2 separate regions of the Homo sapiens genome follow, and region 2 is linked to region 1. A link is a loop called in an ENCODE intact Hi-C map of the cell type or tissue named here. Cell type or tissue: CD4-positive, alpha-beta T cell. All regions are shown on one strand.

Evidence for each region. Hi-C counts contacts between places; a loop is a spot of excess contacts. Peaks named below come from ENCODE experiments on the same cell type or tissue, not always from the same donor. Only the 100,000 strongest peaks of a DNase experiment are listed, where the experiment ranks them.
Region 2: it touches region 1 in a loop (11-fold over the local background); 57 of 110 quality-filtered maps call a loop at or near these places.

What each region holds. Positions count from the first base shown.
Region 1 is chr10:72,360,250-72,368,249 of GRCh38, reverse strand. MICU1 (mitochondrial calcium uptake 1) reads left to right here. Exons shown (of 12, transcript NM_001195518.2): 12 at 1-910. The coding sequence ends at 55. Among named protein-coding and RNA genes, the nearest start is that of DNAJB12, 9.3 kb to the right of the region's middle. In CD4-positive, alpha-beta T cell, a CTCF peak has its summit at 3,804 (motif pointing left); a DNase peak (open chromatin) is centred at 3,769; H3K4me3 peaks cover 295 bases; H3K27ac peaks cover 445 bases.
Region 2 is chr10:72,871,607-72,879,606 of GRCh38, reverse strand. The region is part of intron 6 of MCU (mitochondrial calcium uniporter); the gene reads right to left. Among named protein-coding and RNA genes, the nearest start is that of OIT3, 18 kb to the left of the region's middle. In CD4-positive, alpha-beta T cell, no CTCF peak of the experiment used is centred here; a DNase peak (open chromatin) is centred at 4,166.

The DNA of each region.
Region 1 (8,000 bases):
CATGTGGAAATGTGCACAGGAAACTGCCTGGGACTTCGCTTTACCCAAACAGTAACCCCACACTGCAAGAGGGGACCCCTCCACCCCCAGTACCCTGGACCCCCTCCGCAGAGTCTCGGCAGAGCCCTTTGTGCTGCTGCTTCTGGAAGTAGTCCCCCTTCCTCCCGGGATGACCTCAGGACTCTGTCGGTTTCCCCTCTTTACCCTTCCCCGTCCCCGTGTTCTGCTGGGCTCTGATTCTGCCCAATGAGTATCCCCATAGGTTCTCAAAAACATGAACAAGTCTGTAAAGCTCAGACATTTGTCAGCCTCAACAGCACCACCCATTCAAGCATCCTGTGGATAAAGAATTCAGGGAACCATCCACACACCTGCCAACCCTGGGAAGCATCCAGTTCTCAAATCGTTTTTGCTATGGATTTATACTAACAAGAACATTCCTTGACTTCCCTCCTGCTGGTGTTTTAAAGCCACAAGTAGGGAAGATATCTGGCAGGCAGAAAGAAGTCTGTGATGATAAACAATGATGAGGATGACCTAGGCACCCTACGCTAGTGTGAGAAGCCTGCGCCCCAGGAAGGATCTGTGTTAGTCCCTGGGATGGCTCCAAGGCCTGCTCTAGGAAGGCAGCATGCTCAGTGGGAACACAGCAAGATTCAGAATTTAAAGTAGTTGCTTCATGGCTCTGTGCACTCCCTTTTCTTCCTCGCAGCCTCCCTAAGATGACTCCAGTGTGACCCTGTGCTTAGTGAGCAATAGTGATTGAGCTCATGTTCCCTGCAAGTGCCATTTCCTCTCCAGGATGGGCCTCTAAAGCTGAGGCCTGGCTCAGAGCCTGTTTGCCCTCTGTCTTAAACAATTGTAAATATCACTTAAATTATAACCATTTGCAATAAACATCCCCAAAGTTCCCTGTCTCCTTTATTTTAGGGTCCTCTAGGCCCTTTTCATTTTATGTCCCCACTGGATTTGAGATCTTGCTGGAAGCAGACCTGTTTTCTTTCTACCAGAGTCTGGTTCTTTCTGATGAAGAGCAGCTTTAGGCACAGACAAAAAGTGAGGGCTTTTGGAGGTTAGTGGTGGCATTGTCCCCGCACAGTTTGGTTAGCATTTCATTCTGGGCCAAGGTACACAGTCCTTGCTTATTCATGCCCCACAGTAAAGAACTAAGATGGGGAGTATGTGAGGAATCATCTAGTATGGTGGACCTAAGTTGTGTGGGGTTTTTTGGTTTTGCTTTTGTTTTGAGACAGGGTCTCGCTCTGCAACCCAGGCTGGAATGCAGTGGCGCAATCCTGGCTCACCACAACCTCTGCCTCCCAGGCTCAAGCCATCCTCCCACCTCGGCCTCCTGAGCAGCTGGGACTATAGGTGCACGCGACCACACCTGGCTAATTTTTGTATTTTTTGTAGAGACGAGTTTTGCCACGTTACCCTATGCATTTCACCATAAGGACCTAAGTTTTAAGAACCATAACAACCGGCCTGGCACAGTGGCTCATGCCTGTAATCCCAGCACTTGGGGAGGCTGAGGCTGGCAGATCATGAGGTCAGGAGTTTAAGACCAGCCTGACCAACATGGTAAAACCCTGTCTCTACTAAAAAGCCAGGCATGGTGGCATGTGCCTGTAATCCCAGCTACTCAGGAGGCTGAGGCAGGAGAATCACTTGGACCTGGGAGGCGGAGGTTGCAGTGAGCCAAGATCGCGCCATTGCACTCCAGCCTGGCGACAGAGTGAGACTCTGCCTCAAAAAAAAAAAAAAAAAAAAAAAGAACCATAACAACCAGTGTTGTATGGTGGACCCAATTTTGCCACTAACTCAGTGTGGTCTTGAGCAAGTCATTTCCCACCTGTTTCCTCATCTATAAAATGACAGCTAGGGATGGGCTAAAGGAGCCTTGAGGTTTCTTCCAGGTCCCAAAGCCTCTGCTTCAGCTTTCCTCCAAAATGCCTGCAGCCCCCAGAACCTCCAGGTAGCGCTTCCTGGCATGTCTCCTTGGCACGGCCAACATCATAGAACCACCATACCGAAAACTCGGCCCTTCCTGTGAGGCGGCTGCTCTGAATGTGTTAGTAGGGAGTGCTTGTCAGCCAGAGAAGAACAGAGGCCTGGCTCTGCACCTGTGGCTCCACTGGGAAGGTACTAACCCCAGCATTTACAGAGCAGTTTAAGAACCTCCTTTTTTTTTTTTTTTTTTTTTTTTGAGACAGAGTCTTGCTCACTCTGTTACCAAGGCACGATCTTGACTCACTCACTGCAACCTCTGCCTCCTAAATTCAAGTGATTCTCCTGCCTCGGCCTCCTGAGTAGCTAGGACTACCACTGTGCACCACCACACCCGGCTAACTTTTGTATTTTTAGGAGAGATAGGGTTTCACCATGTTGGCCAAGCTGGTCTCAAAACTCCTGACCTCAAGTGTTCTGCCCACCTCGGCCTCCCAAAGTGCTGGGATTACACGTGTGAGCCACCACACCAGGCCACAACCTCACTTTTAACATCCTTTCTGGGATATCAGATTATCTCTCAAAGGAGTTGGCCACTCTCCTATCTTATCATCTGTCTGCCACCTTTCCCCTCTTGGGGTGTCCCTGGTATCAAAGCAAAGGCTTTGCTCTTCTCATTGCTCCAGGCCTGGGGCATAAGCAAAATGTGAGCTTTTCTTAAATTTGTCCCCGAATCCTAAAATCACTCTTTCCTTTGACCCTCCTTTCTCCAGCCTGAAAGAGGAGTCTCATTCACGGCCTTTGTGGGACATTCATTTCCCTACAAGAGATCTGCTGATTGGCCTGGGCTCGCTAAAGCTGAAAGCTGGAGCATGGCAGGAGAGGGTCAGGATCTCACATGCAACATCTTGAAACCCAGGGTCAAGGGTACCTATCACAGGTACATGGAATTCCAAATGAACTCCACCAGCTCCTAGGAGTGCCTGAGGAAGCAGAGGGTGGTCCAGGTGCTCAAGAAGACATGACAGCCGCACTTTGGCACAATAGGTTAAATGTGCAGGTGAGAGGTACAAGCTAAGACCCAGAAGAGACCAAGGTCCCCCAAGGAAAAAGTCCTCAGGCAAGGTGACATGTGAGCAGCCTGAGACGATTTTAGTAGGCAGAGTTTTTGATGAGCTGGGGAGCATATGGGAACACACAGGGTTGATTTCTGCTTCGGTTTTTATTCAGATTGTTTCTTCTAACCTAGATAGAATAAGCCTCCCCTCCTCCAAGACTCAGCTCATCCAGCATGGTGGCTCACATCTGTAATCCCAGCACTATAGGAGGCCGAGGTGGGAGGATCGCTTGAGCCCAGGAATTTGAGGCGACACAGCAAAACCCCATCTCTACTAAAGATTATAAAAATTGGCCGAGTGTGGTGGCACACACCTGTAGTCCCAGCGGCTGAGGTGGGAGGATCACTTGAACCTGGAGGCAGAAGTTGCAGTGAGCTGAAATCACACCACTGCACTCCAGCTTGGGCGACAGAGTGAGACCCTGTCTCAAAAACAAAGAATGTGAGTACACAATCGTTAAGTGCCCCACCTAGTTTTAGTTCTGGCTAGAGCATATGCTCTATAACCCTGTTGGACTCTTAAGGCAAAGGAGAGGTCCAGGCAATGACTGCATCCAGGCAAGGAAGCAGGCACGGCAGCTTGGGAGCCAGGAGTCAAGCCCCGTGGCGAGGGCATCTGACTGCAAGCCTTAGCACAGCCCAAGCAGGGTTATGTGCTCTCTCAAGAAACGGAACAGGAAGGAGGAGGAGACAGGGTCTGGTTTAGCTTTCAGGCTTCAAGTGCCACCTGCTGGCAAGAAGGCTCCGTGCAAGGGCTCATTGGCCCAGAGCCAGAGAAGGGGAGGCTGCGCGATTCCAGCCTAGACCCAGCCCTACTCCAGAAAATAGGCCTCCCCAGGGACCTGAGTCGCATGGAGTGGAGTGGAATGAACGGCCAGAGACGGATCATAACCATAAAGAGTGACACTGTTGGGAGGCCGAGGTGGGCAAATCACAAGGTCAGGAGATCGGGACCATCCTGGCTAGCACAGATTAGCACAGACTCTACTAAACTCTACTAAAAATACAACAAAAATTTGCCGGGCATGGTGGCACATGCCTGTAATCCCAGCTACTCGGGAGGCTGAGTCAGGAGAATTGCTTGAACCCGGGAGGTGGAGGTTGCAGTGAACCGAGATCACGCCACTGCATTCCAGCCTGGCGACAGAGCAATCTCAAAAAAAGAAAAAAGAGTGATACTAGGGATCTGAATGTAATTGCGCAAAGGAAAAGAGCTATTTATGCCCATGATGTATTGTTTGTTCTCTGTGTCCTAAGAATGGGAATTCTTCCTAGGAATTAAGAAGGTATAATTCACTCTCTTCATTCTACAACTCTACTGATCGCCTACCATGGACCCAAGCACTAAGCAAGGTTTTCAAGGAGTTTGCATTCTAGTGAGGAAAACAGAAAATAAGCCATAAAGTTAAGTACAGGCTGCTACAAGAACACTTAGAAGAGCAGGAGCCAGGCGCAGTGGCTCACACCTATAACCCCAGCACTTTGGGAGGCCAAGGCGGGCAGATCACCTGAGGTCAGGAATTCAAGACCAGCCTGGGCAACACAGTGAGACCCCTGTCTCTAAACAAAAAAAAAAAAAAAAATTAGCCAGGCATGGTGGCACACGCCTGTAGTCCCAGCTACTCAGGAGGCTAAGACAGGAAGATTGCTTGAGCCAAGGAGGTTGAGGCTGCAGTGAGCCAAGATTACACCACTGCACACCAGCCAGGGTGACAGAGCAAGACCCTGTCTCAAAGGCCATCTAATGCAGACTTGGGAGTTCAAGGCAGGCTTGCAGAGGAAGTGGCTTGGTTTTGTTTATTTAAAAAAGTGGACGGGCGCGGTGGCTCACGCCTGTAATCCCAGCACTTTGGGAGGCTGAGGCGGGCAGATCACAAGGTCAAGAGATCGAGACCATCCTGGCCAACATGGTGAAACCCCGTCTGTACTAAAAATTAGCCAGGTATGGTGGCATGCGCCTGTAGTCTCAGCTACTCAGGAGGCTGAGGCAGGAGAAGTGCTTGAACCTGGGAGGCAGAGGTTGCAGTGAGCCAAGATTGTGCCACTGCACTCCAGCCTGGCGACAGAGTGAGACTCCATCTCAAAAAAAAAAAAAAAGTAATAATACTATGAACTTTATACCAATAAATTTGAAATTGATTGTTTCCTAGAAAATATAATTTACCAAAAAAACACAAGGCAACAAAATCTAAACAGACTTAATAAATTGAATCAGTAGTTAGAAATCTACTTACAACAAAAAGTACCAAACCCAGATGGCTTTATATGAGGGAGAAAAAAAAAAAAACGGATCAGATTCTGTAGGGCCCTATAATCCCCAATGAGGAGTTTGGACTTTTATCTTAATGATAATTAGAAGCCACCGAAGGGCTTTAAGCAGGAAAATGACATAATGAGCTTTGATTTTTAAAATGATGGCTTTGCCTGCATCCAGGTTGGCATGTGATCCAGGCTGGAGATTTATAATCAGTTTTAAAATGCTGAAAGCGGCTAGGTTTGGTGGCTCATGTCTGTAATCCCAGCACTTTGGGAGGCTAAGGCGGGCGGATCACCTGAGGTCAGGAGTTCAAAACCAGCCTGGCCAACATAGCGAAACCCCGTCTCTACTAAAAATACAAAAATTAGCCAGGCATCGTGGCGGGAGCCTGTAATCCCAGCTACTTGGGAGGGTGAGACAGAAGAATTGCTTGAACTCGGAAGGCGGAGATTGCAGTGAGCCGAGATTGCGCCACTGCACTCCAGCCTGGGTGACAGAGCGAGACTCCATCTCAAAAAGAAACCCCAAAACCTGGGTTCCTTCAATTTCAAGGTCAACTGACCATGAACACATGAAATATCCAGATCATTTTCCCAACTGTAAAATATTAATACCAGCTCCATCTCTTCCCCCAAGGGAAACTGGAAATAGAAATCATCAAAGTGCAAGGACTTTAACCAAAAAGCCTGTACTTGATGGGATATCCAGGAGACAGACCAGGGTCAGTACAGAGGGCTGTGGTTGGCCTGTGCCCTTATCTCTCCAGTGTCCAGCCTCTGGCTCTCCCTAGGTGTAGAAGGCTTCTCCAGGGAGGAGGAGAGAGCAAGGGACTAAAGTGGGGGTCCAGAGGTGCAGTGGGGGAATATTCACATGTTCATTCAACAAATAATTTATTGAAGCTCAAAGTGAAAATCCAATTACCTATCAGTTATTCAGTCTTGGGTGAATTATTTTCATCATCTTCAATGTGAGGTTTACCTTGGTTGTTTTTTTGTTTACAGTTTTTAATACAGTTTTTAAACAGGTAAACATCCACATAGTTCCAGAATCAAATATTGGGAATCCACCGGTATTTGATTCCAGAATCATCCACTGAGTGCGGAGGCTCATGTCTGTTATCCCAGCATTTCTGGAGATCAAGGAGGAAGGATCGCTTGAGCTCACGAGTTCAAGACCAGCCTGGGCAACATGACAAAACCCCATCTCTACTAAAAATACGAAAAAATAACTGGGCATGGTAGCATGTGCCTGTGATCCCAGCTACTTCGGAGGCTGAGGTGGGAGGATCGCTTGAGCCTGGGGAGGTTGAGGCTTTAGTGAGCCTTGATTGTGCTACTGCACTCCAGCGTGGACAACAGAATGAGACCCTGTCTCAAAAAAAAAGGTGTCTACGTTGAGGTCTCATTCTCAGCCATCCCCACAGCTGCATGGTATTCCATTATATACCATAGCTTAGTCAAAAGGGTAGTTTATTGAGGGAGAGATTTTGGAGCCTGGAGTTGTTTTTTTTTTTTTATAAAGAGGCCTTGCAGGGTCACATTTGGAGGCAGAAAGAGACACTGGGGAGCCAGGGAGTAAAAGAGCAAAGGCCATGAAGTGGGGCATATTCCACGACTTGGCCATTCTTCCTGAAGCCTTAGGAAGGAATCTAGCCCCCTGACTTGCTCAGGGAAGCTCTGGATAAAATATGTGAGGAGAGAAAAACCTGTCTGTGGGATTAACTTATTCTATTCATTTAACAAATATGTATGAGCCTCTATTAGGTATCAGGGCCCTGTGCTCAGACCATGGGGAACACGGGCAAGATCTCCAAATTGGTTTAGCTGGAGACAGAATGTAAGTAAACTTGCAAGCAAAGGCAGTGAAAGTGGGAGTCCATGGAGGGTCTGGGCTTAATAAGTGCTATGGGAGTTCAAAGCAGGGGGAGTTCCTGAAGAAGCCCCTTTCTCAGCCTCAGACCCTGGCTCAGATGTCATCTCCCACAGGAAACCTTCCCAGTGCTACACACATAACTGATAACTGTGTCTTCTGAGCTGCTGGAGTTTACACAGTCCCATTGTCCTTACCATAGTACCCTGTCATTCTTTCCAATCTGTTTCCCTTACTAGACTGTGAGCTCCCTGATGGCAGGTTCTGTCCTTATTCATGGTGCATCTCTGAATCCCTAAATCTCTGCACAGTGCCTGGCTTTCCATGTAGACATATGACCATTAAATTCTCTCTCACACAGAGGAGATAGGGTTTAAGCCAAGCCCTAAAGAATAAATTAGATTTGGACAGATAGGAAAGAATTAAAGCCAACAGGCATATAGATACGAGTGAGGTGAAGCATTGGCTCAGTAAAGATGGGGAAGGTACAATGGGAAATACAAGCATGTTAAAGGCAGATTGTGAATTCTTGGTATCCCCAGAGGAGAGAAATCTAGAGGCTGGTGGTCACCCAATACAAAGGTGGTTTTAGGTCTAGGAGCAAAATGAGGAGATGCTGAGATTCATTGGTAGATTCCTTTTTCCAGTGACTTCTGGATATCTGTGAAGGTGGCAATGAAAAGTTTTGGTTTTTTGTTTTGTTTTGTTTTGTTTTGTTTTGGAGACTGTCTCTTCCATTTGTTGCCGAGGCTTGAAAGCAGTGGTGCCACCTCGGCTCAATGCAACCTCTGCCTCCCAGGTTCAAGCAAT
Region 2 (8,000 bases), 510 kb before region 1:
TTCTTCTGCCCAAAGAACATCTTTCAGTATCTCCTTTAGTGCAGATCTGATGGTGACAAATTCTCTGTCTGAAAATGTCTTTATTTTGGAAAGATATTTTTTGCTGAGTATAGAAGTCTAAGATGACAGTTATTTTCTTTCTAGAAATTGAAGATACTATTCCATTGTCTTTGGCTTTCATTGCTGCTATTGAGAAGTCAGCATTCAGTCTAACAGGGACTCCTTTGAAGGCAAACTTTTTTCTCTCTTTGGCTGCTTTTAAGATTTTTCCATTTGGCTTTGGCTTTTGAAGTTTTACTACCAATATATCTCAATGGAAATTTCCTTTTTTATTTTATTTTTTTGATACAGAGTCTTGCTCTATTACCCAGGCTGGAGTGCAGTGGTGTGATCTCAGTTCACTGCAACCTTCGTCTCTCAGGTTCAAGCGATCCTCATGCCTCAGCCTCCCGAGTAGCTGGGATTACAGATGTGTGCCACATGCCCAGCTAATTTTTGTATTCTTAGTAGAGAAGGGGTTTCGCCATGTTGGCCAGGCTGGTCTCAAACCCCTGGCTTCAAGTGATCCACCCACCTTGGGCTCCCAAAGTGCTGGGATTACAGGTGTGAGCCACCGCGCCCAGTCAGATTTCCTTTTTTATATTGGCTGGTATTGGTTGGGATTCTTAAATCTGTAAATGGATGTCTTTCATCATTTTGGAAAATTCTCAGCCATTAACTCTTTATTTAAATATTGTTTCTTCCCATCCTCTTTCTCTTCTCCTTCTGAGACTCCAATAAAATTAAATACATATTAGGCCTTTCCACTGTATACTGTGTCTCTTACCCTTTCCTATATTTTACATCTTTCTGTATCTGCACACTTCATTTTGAATAGTTTCTTGTGCCTTACTCAAGGTCACTATTTCTGTCTTTTGTTATGTCTAATCTGCTATTAAACCCATCCATTATATTTCACTTCTAAAATTTTTCAATGGGTTCTTTAAACAAAAAATCAAGTTATCTGCCAATATTCTCAACCTTGTTGTTTATCTCCCTGAATATAGTAAGTATAATTATTTTAAAGGCTATGTCTGATAATACCAATATCTGGAGTCCTTGTGTCTGTTTGTAATGTCTATTGTTTCTGTAGGTATTGTGTATCTGCTTATTTTTATTGTATGTCTAATTTAATATCTGCAAAACTGGCCAGGCATGGTGGCTCATGCCTGTAATCCAGCACTTTGGGAGGCTGAGGCAGGCAGATCGCTTGAGCCCAGGAGTTTGAGACCGGTCAGAGTGACATGGAGAAACCACAGCTCTACAAAAAATGCCAAAAAATCCTAGCTGGGCATGGTGATATGTGCTTGTAGTCCCAGCTACTCAGGAAGCTAAGAGGGAGGGCTGCTTGAGCCTGGGAGTATGAGGCTACAGTAAGCCATGATTGTGCCACTGTACTCCAACCTGGGCAACAGAGTAGGACTCTGTCTCAAAAAAAAAAAAAAAAAAAAAAAAAGCAAAATTATTTGTAGAAATAATTTAAGGTTTAGAATAATGTTATCTCCTCCCAGGGATGATTTATGTTTGCTTCTGCATGAAACCTGTGAGCATCAGCACTCGGGGATTACCAGTATTCCAGGACTACCTCAATCTAATTTACAGGATTGAGATGAATGAAAGATGAGCTACAGTACCTGAAAGAGCCTATACTAGGTGAATCCTTATTCTACAATGGTAGCCTTTACAGGTTCCAAATCAAAGCAAGATGGTTTCTGTTTCGCCTACTTTAGTGATCATTAGACACCAATCTCTAAGGCTTTGGTTCCTCTAGGCTAACAAGTGTGGCTCAGCTTCTTGGCCTCTCCACTATACTCTCCTCAATTAGCATAAATCCCCAGAGGAAAAAGCACACCTAAATACTAGTCTCATCTTCCTGGGACTCCTCTTATTTAGACCCTTACCTAGCAATTTTTGCTATTTTGTTAGTTCTCTAGTATCTTTAAACAGATGTGTATTATGTTTTGTCTAACAATTCTAACTTTTCTTGGTGGAAGGACTGATTGATTGCCTAGTATGCCACAACTAGAACCAGAGTAAATATTTAGTTATTGATGATGATAGATAATAGATATTGGATGACTGATAGCTAAAGGGTTTGTGGAAGCCTTTTTAAAATGAATAAAATCGAGGTCTGAATCAACTGAAGGGATAATTAGTGGATTAAGAACTTGAGGGAAAGCCCTCTACATTCATCTAACATGCTGCTACTAGGCTATTCACCTATGTTTGCTTAGGATGCAAATATACACACTAAGTTTATTCAAATCTTTCTGTGCTTCCTCTTTCGGGCAACAATCATTTACTGAGCAACTATGTGCTAGACTCTATTCTAAAATTTCTGTGATTTGGGCTAAGTGCAGTGGCTCATGCCTGTAATCCTAGTATTTTGAGAGGCTGAGGCGGAGGATCACTGGAGCTCAGGAGTTTGAGACCAGCCTGGGCAATGTAGGGAAACCCTGTCTACAAAATATTTAAAAAATTAGCTGGGCATGGTGGCACATGCCTATGGTCTCAGGTACTCATGAGGCTGAGGTGGGAGAATTGCTTGGGTCTGAGAGGTAGATGCTTCAGTGAGCTGTGATTATGCCACTGCATTCTAGCCTAGGAGACAGAGTAAAACCCTGTCTCAAAAAAAAAAAAAAAAAACTGTGATTTGATACTAAGTGAGAGAAGATGCAGACAGTTTTGTTAGGAAAGAAAGAAAGTCACAGAGGGAGAGGTTAAAAACACAGGGAACACAAAAAAGAAACTGGAATAAGATACTAGGAGGAAGGAATGGGATTAAGAACATGTGGAGGGGCTAGCCCTAAATAGGAAAATGCCACCTCTTCTTGGAATTTGATGGAAATCGTGTAAAATTCAGTACAGATACAGTTGCATTTACAGTTTTAAGAATTAGAAAGCTTCTAACTGTTAACTTCAATTTTCTAGGAGAAGGTTAAGGGTGGGATGGGGATCTTGATGTGAAGTCTTAGAATAACTACTATGGGGATATGAGGGAAGAAAATATGATTAAAAACACAAGCAGTGGCCCATTCTACACTATGACATGCTTTCTCTCTAGTAATATTTAATAGCCTAGATATAGATAGGATAAAGGTCTAGATTAGTCCAATATTAGGAGTTTATAGAGTACATACTGTAAAAGACAAAAGGGCAGGGATGGTAGCATACTAAGAAGAGAATGGCAACACAGTTTAAATTGGATAGAAAAGGAAGTGATACAGGAGGAAGGTGACAGTAAAAAGTTAAGGGAAAGATGCCAGTAGCTTAAAGGTCTGGATGAGGTCAAAGGAGTGAGTGAGTGAATAAAAGGTCTAGAAAGAAAATAAATTATCAGAAATTAACATACTAATTTATATTATAAGTGGGACAGTTCTAGGAAAGAAGGCCCTGAACAGCCATTGAAGTGGTTTGCCGGAGTACAATATAAATGACGGTTATTGGAATTGAGGAGGTAAAGGGTATTAAAGGCTAGGTCACTATTTATCAACACTTTTTTCATTATTGCCACCCTAAGTAGCTTTTTAAGGCATTTTTTTCCTGATTACTCCTCCTTCCCACAGGAGGTTTAATATACTGTTTATCTGTTTATGCATTATAATATGCAATATGTTTTTACTCCCCAAGAATCAATGCTCACTCCTATGAGGCAACATCATCCCCTTCATTGAAAAGGCATGGGCCAGATGGTGGGACGGCTGGTCCACCTGCACGCTGACACAGCTCCCACAGGCAAGTCTTACTGCCCAGCTCCTTTTCCACATAATAGAAATCAGTACTCAGGTTCTACTGAAATATTAATCAGCAAAACTCAATATTCCATTTGATTTTATGATTTCAAGGAGCTTGCCATCTTAAAAAGATTCTTTGGAACTTAACATACTATTGGGATATATTTAGACTGTTAACAAGTACAGCAACTCATAGTAACAGCAGTTTAGAAGAGTTTAAATGCCATTGAACAGGCATTTGCTTCAGAGGTAATAAGATGGGTATGTTAGTAAAAATATTTAATATGAAAACTATTTACATTTTATTTGGTCACTGTTTTCCTATTCATAAGTGAATAGTGACTAAATTATTTACTACTGCTATTTTGCAACTTGTCACTTGGGGGCAGCAAGACTATTTTGGTAATCACAGAATGGAGCATTTAACTAGTAGGACAGGTAGGGCATTAAAGATTCTACAGCATGACGAGAAGGGAGAAAGTGGTAACACTGTATTCAAGTCTAATACAGAAAACATTTACAAAACAGCCCTTTGTAAGAAGTAATAATTATTTCCCCAATATATTTTTATTTCTATTCTGTATCTATTCTAATTATAGTTTTCAAAAGTTACTCCTCATAAATGAAGTCAACAGAAGGCAGCATAATTGAGTGGAAAGTGAGCAGCCTACAGAGCCACACAAATCTGGATTCAATTCCTTGTCCTACAGTGTACTAGATATAATGTTTGGGCAGATTACTTATCCTCTTGGAGACTCAGTTTCCTCATCTATGGAATGGCGATATATTAATACTTATAGGGTTGAGATTAAATATGTGAATAGATGTACTTATGTTACTAGATGTAAAATGCTGGACACATAATTAGGCTTAGCAAAACGTACTTAATAGTAATGACCAAGCAAAAGGTATGGGTATCTCACAGTGGAAAGAATGCTTCACCTCTTCAGTAATCAAGGAAATGGAAAGTCCACAAGGAAATACCACTATTTTGTACCCAATTAATCAGCAAGAGATATATCAAGGGTGATCTTTAGATTCAAGGTATAACTGGAAAAATATTAGTGTTTGGCTGAAAACATGGTTGTTATCCATGCCCAGAGCTGTGATCAGATAAGAATGATGTGACTGTTCAGTTCGTTCACAGTGACTAGTATGAGCCAGACATGCAACTAGGTGCTAAAAATTCTGGGCAAGCAATTGTAAGACATAAAACAGTTTACTTTCTTCTCTATTAGACACATTTGGGAGGCCAAGAAAAGTTAAATAACATTCTTGTGCTATCATTTCCCCAAACACAAATAGGCTGTGACCACTAATCTAACAACAGAAAGAAAATGCGTATGTTCAATAGCAGCCATATTAAATATGAGATGCAACTCTCAGCTTTCTTCTGATAACTAAGAAAACAGAAAAAGCTTTTCCGATGTCTCAGGTATTTCAAATATTTGATATTAAAGGGAGTGCTAGGTTGGATCTATGATGGTATATTATAATAATAACTGAAAGTAATGCTAAATCTTCATACTTCCTAAAGTGACACTGGAATTCCAAGATATTTAAAACGGCACTGACAATAAAAATTAGTTCTAGATACTGGTATTCAATAAAGGAGCCTCGGTTGATAAAGAATAAATCAACACTACCCTGAACCATGTACACATTTGATGCATTCCCTATCAAAATACCAATTATACTCTTCACAGAAATAGGAAAAAAATTCTAAAAACTATGCAGAACCAGAAAAAACCTTGAACAGCCAGAGCAATCCTGAGCGAAAAGAACAAAGCTAGAGGCATCATACTACCTGATGTCAAAATTTACTACAAAGCTACAGTAAGCAAAATAGCATGGTACTGGCATAAAAACAGACACATAGACCAAAGAAACAGAATAGAGAATCCAGATATCAATCCAAGCATTTATAGCCAATCATCTTTGACAAAGGCACCACGAACCCACAATGGGGAAAAGGCAATCTTTTAAATAAATGATGCTGGGAAAACTAGATAACCATATGCCGAAGAATGAAAGTAGATCCCCCTCTCTCCATACAAAAAATCAAATCAAAATGTATTAAAGACTTCAATCTAAGACCTGAACTATGAAACTACTAGAAGAAAACATTGGGGAAACCTTCCAGACATTGGTCTGGGCAAAGATTTTTTGTAAGACCTCAAAAAGCACAGGCAACACAAGTCAAAATAGACAGATGGGATTATATCAAACTAAAAAGCTCTTGTACGGCAAAGGAAACGGTCAGCAGAGTGAGGAGACAACCTACAGAACTGGGAGAAAACATTTGCAAAAGCTATTCATATGACACAGGATTTATATCAGAATATACAAGGAACTCAAACAACTCAATAGCAAAAAAATAAACTATCCAATTAAAATATAGGCAAAAGATCTGAATAGACATTTCTCAAAAGAAGACATACAAATGACTAATAGGTATATGAGGAAATGCTCAGAGTCACTAATCATCAGGGAATACAAATCAAAACCACAATGAAGGCAGGGCACGGTCGCTCACGCCTGTAATCCCAGCACTTTGGGAGGCCGAGGCAGGTGGATCACGAGGTCAGGAGATCGAGACCATCCTGGCTAAGACGGTGAAACCCCGTCTCTACTAAAAATACAAAAAATTAGCCGGGCGTGGTGGCGGGCATCTGTAGTCCCAGCTATTCAGGAGGCTGAGGCAGGAGAATGGTGTGAATCCAGGAGGCGGAGCTTGCAGTGAGCCGAGATCGTGCCATTGTACTCCAGCCTGGGCAATAGAGCGAGACTCCATCTCAAAAAAAAAAAAAAAAAAAAAAACCCAAAAAACAAAAAAACAAAAACAAACAAATAAAAAAACCCACAATGAAATATCATCTCATTCCAGTTAAAATGGCTATAATAAAAAAGAAAAAGAATATCAAATGCTGGTGAGGATGTGGAGAAATGCTGGGAATGTAAATTAGTATAGCCATTATGGAAAACAGTAGGGAGCCTCCTCAAAAAAACGAAAAATAGAAATATCATACAATCAATCTGGCAATCCCACTAGTGGGCATATATCCAAAGGAAAGGAAATCAGTATGTTAAAGCTATATCTGCACTCCTATGTTTACCGCAGCACTATTCACAATAGCTAAGATACAGAATCAACCTAAGTGCCCATCCAGGGATGAATGGATAAAGAAAATGTGGTACATATACACAATGGAATATTACTTAGCAATAAAATGAATGATATCCTGTCCTTTGCAGCAAAATGGATAAGGCTGGAGGACATTATATTTAATGAAATAGGCCAGGGACAGAAAGACAACTACCACATGTTCTCACTCATATGTGGGAGCTAAAAAAGCTGATCCCATAGAAGTTGAACCCACAGAAGTAGAGAGGAGAATAATGTTTACCAGAGGCTGGGAAGGGTAGAGGAGAGAAGGGGATAGGGAAAAGTTAGTTAATGGTACAAAATTACAGTTAGATAGGAGGAATAAGCTCTAGTGTTCAATAGTTAACAACAATTTATTGGATATTTCAAAACAGCTAGAAGAAAGGATTTGGAATGTCCCCAACAAAAAAAAAATAATACATGTTTGAGGGAGATATGCCATTTACCCTGATTTGATCATTACACATGTATATATGTTGTATACATGCACAGACACCCTCAAAATATGTACAATTATTATGTATCAATAAAAAAAGAATAGACTTGAGTATTAAGTAATTAGGTATCTAATTCTCAGCTCTCTTCCATAATGGAAACAACAACAACAACAACACCTTTCCTTTCAACATACTTAGGAGGATTTCTGAGTTTAGTTTAAGTATTTGATTAGTTATCACCAATTCTCCATTCCAAAAACTCAATAAAAATAAAAAGCATGGGACTTTTCCCACAGTACTTAAAAAGCCAAGCAACACAGCTGAACAGGTTATCCTACAGCTGATCATTCTGCTCCTTTGTCCACTTATTCTATACCTTACTGTAGTATATTTCTCTGAATTTAATGGTCTACATGGCTTTCTTAATAGTTTGTGAGCTCCATGAGGGTGGAAGTCATGTCTTATATCTACCTCTCCATCTACAGCACTTGCTTAGAATATTGCCTAATACACAAGTGGCACATGTGTGTGTATGTGTAAAGGATGAGTACTTAAAGAAAACTGGCTTTAGAAGATGAGAAAAAAGAACTCTTTTGACAATCAAAACTTTATTACTATCTCATA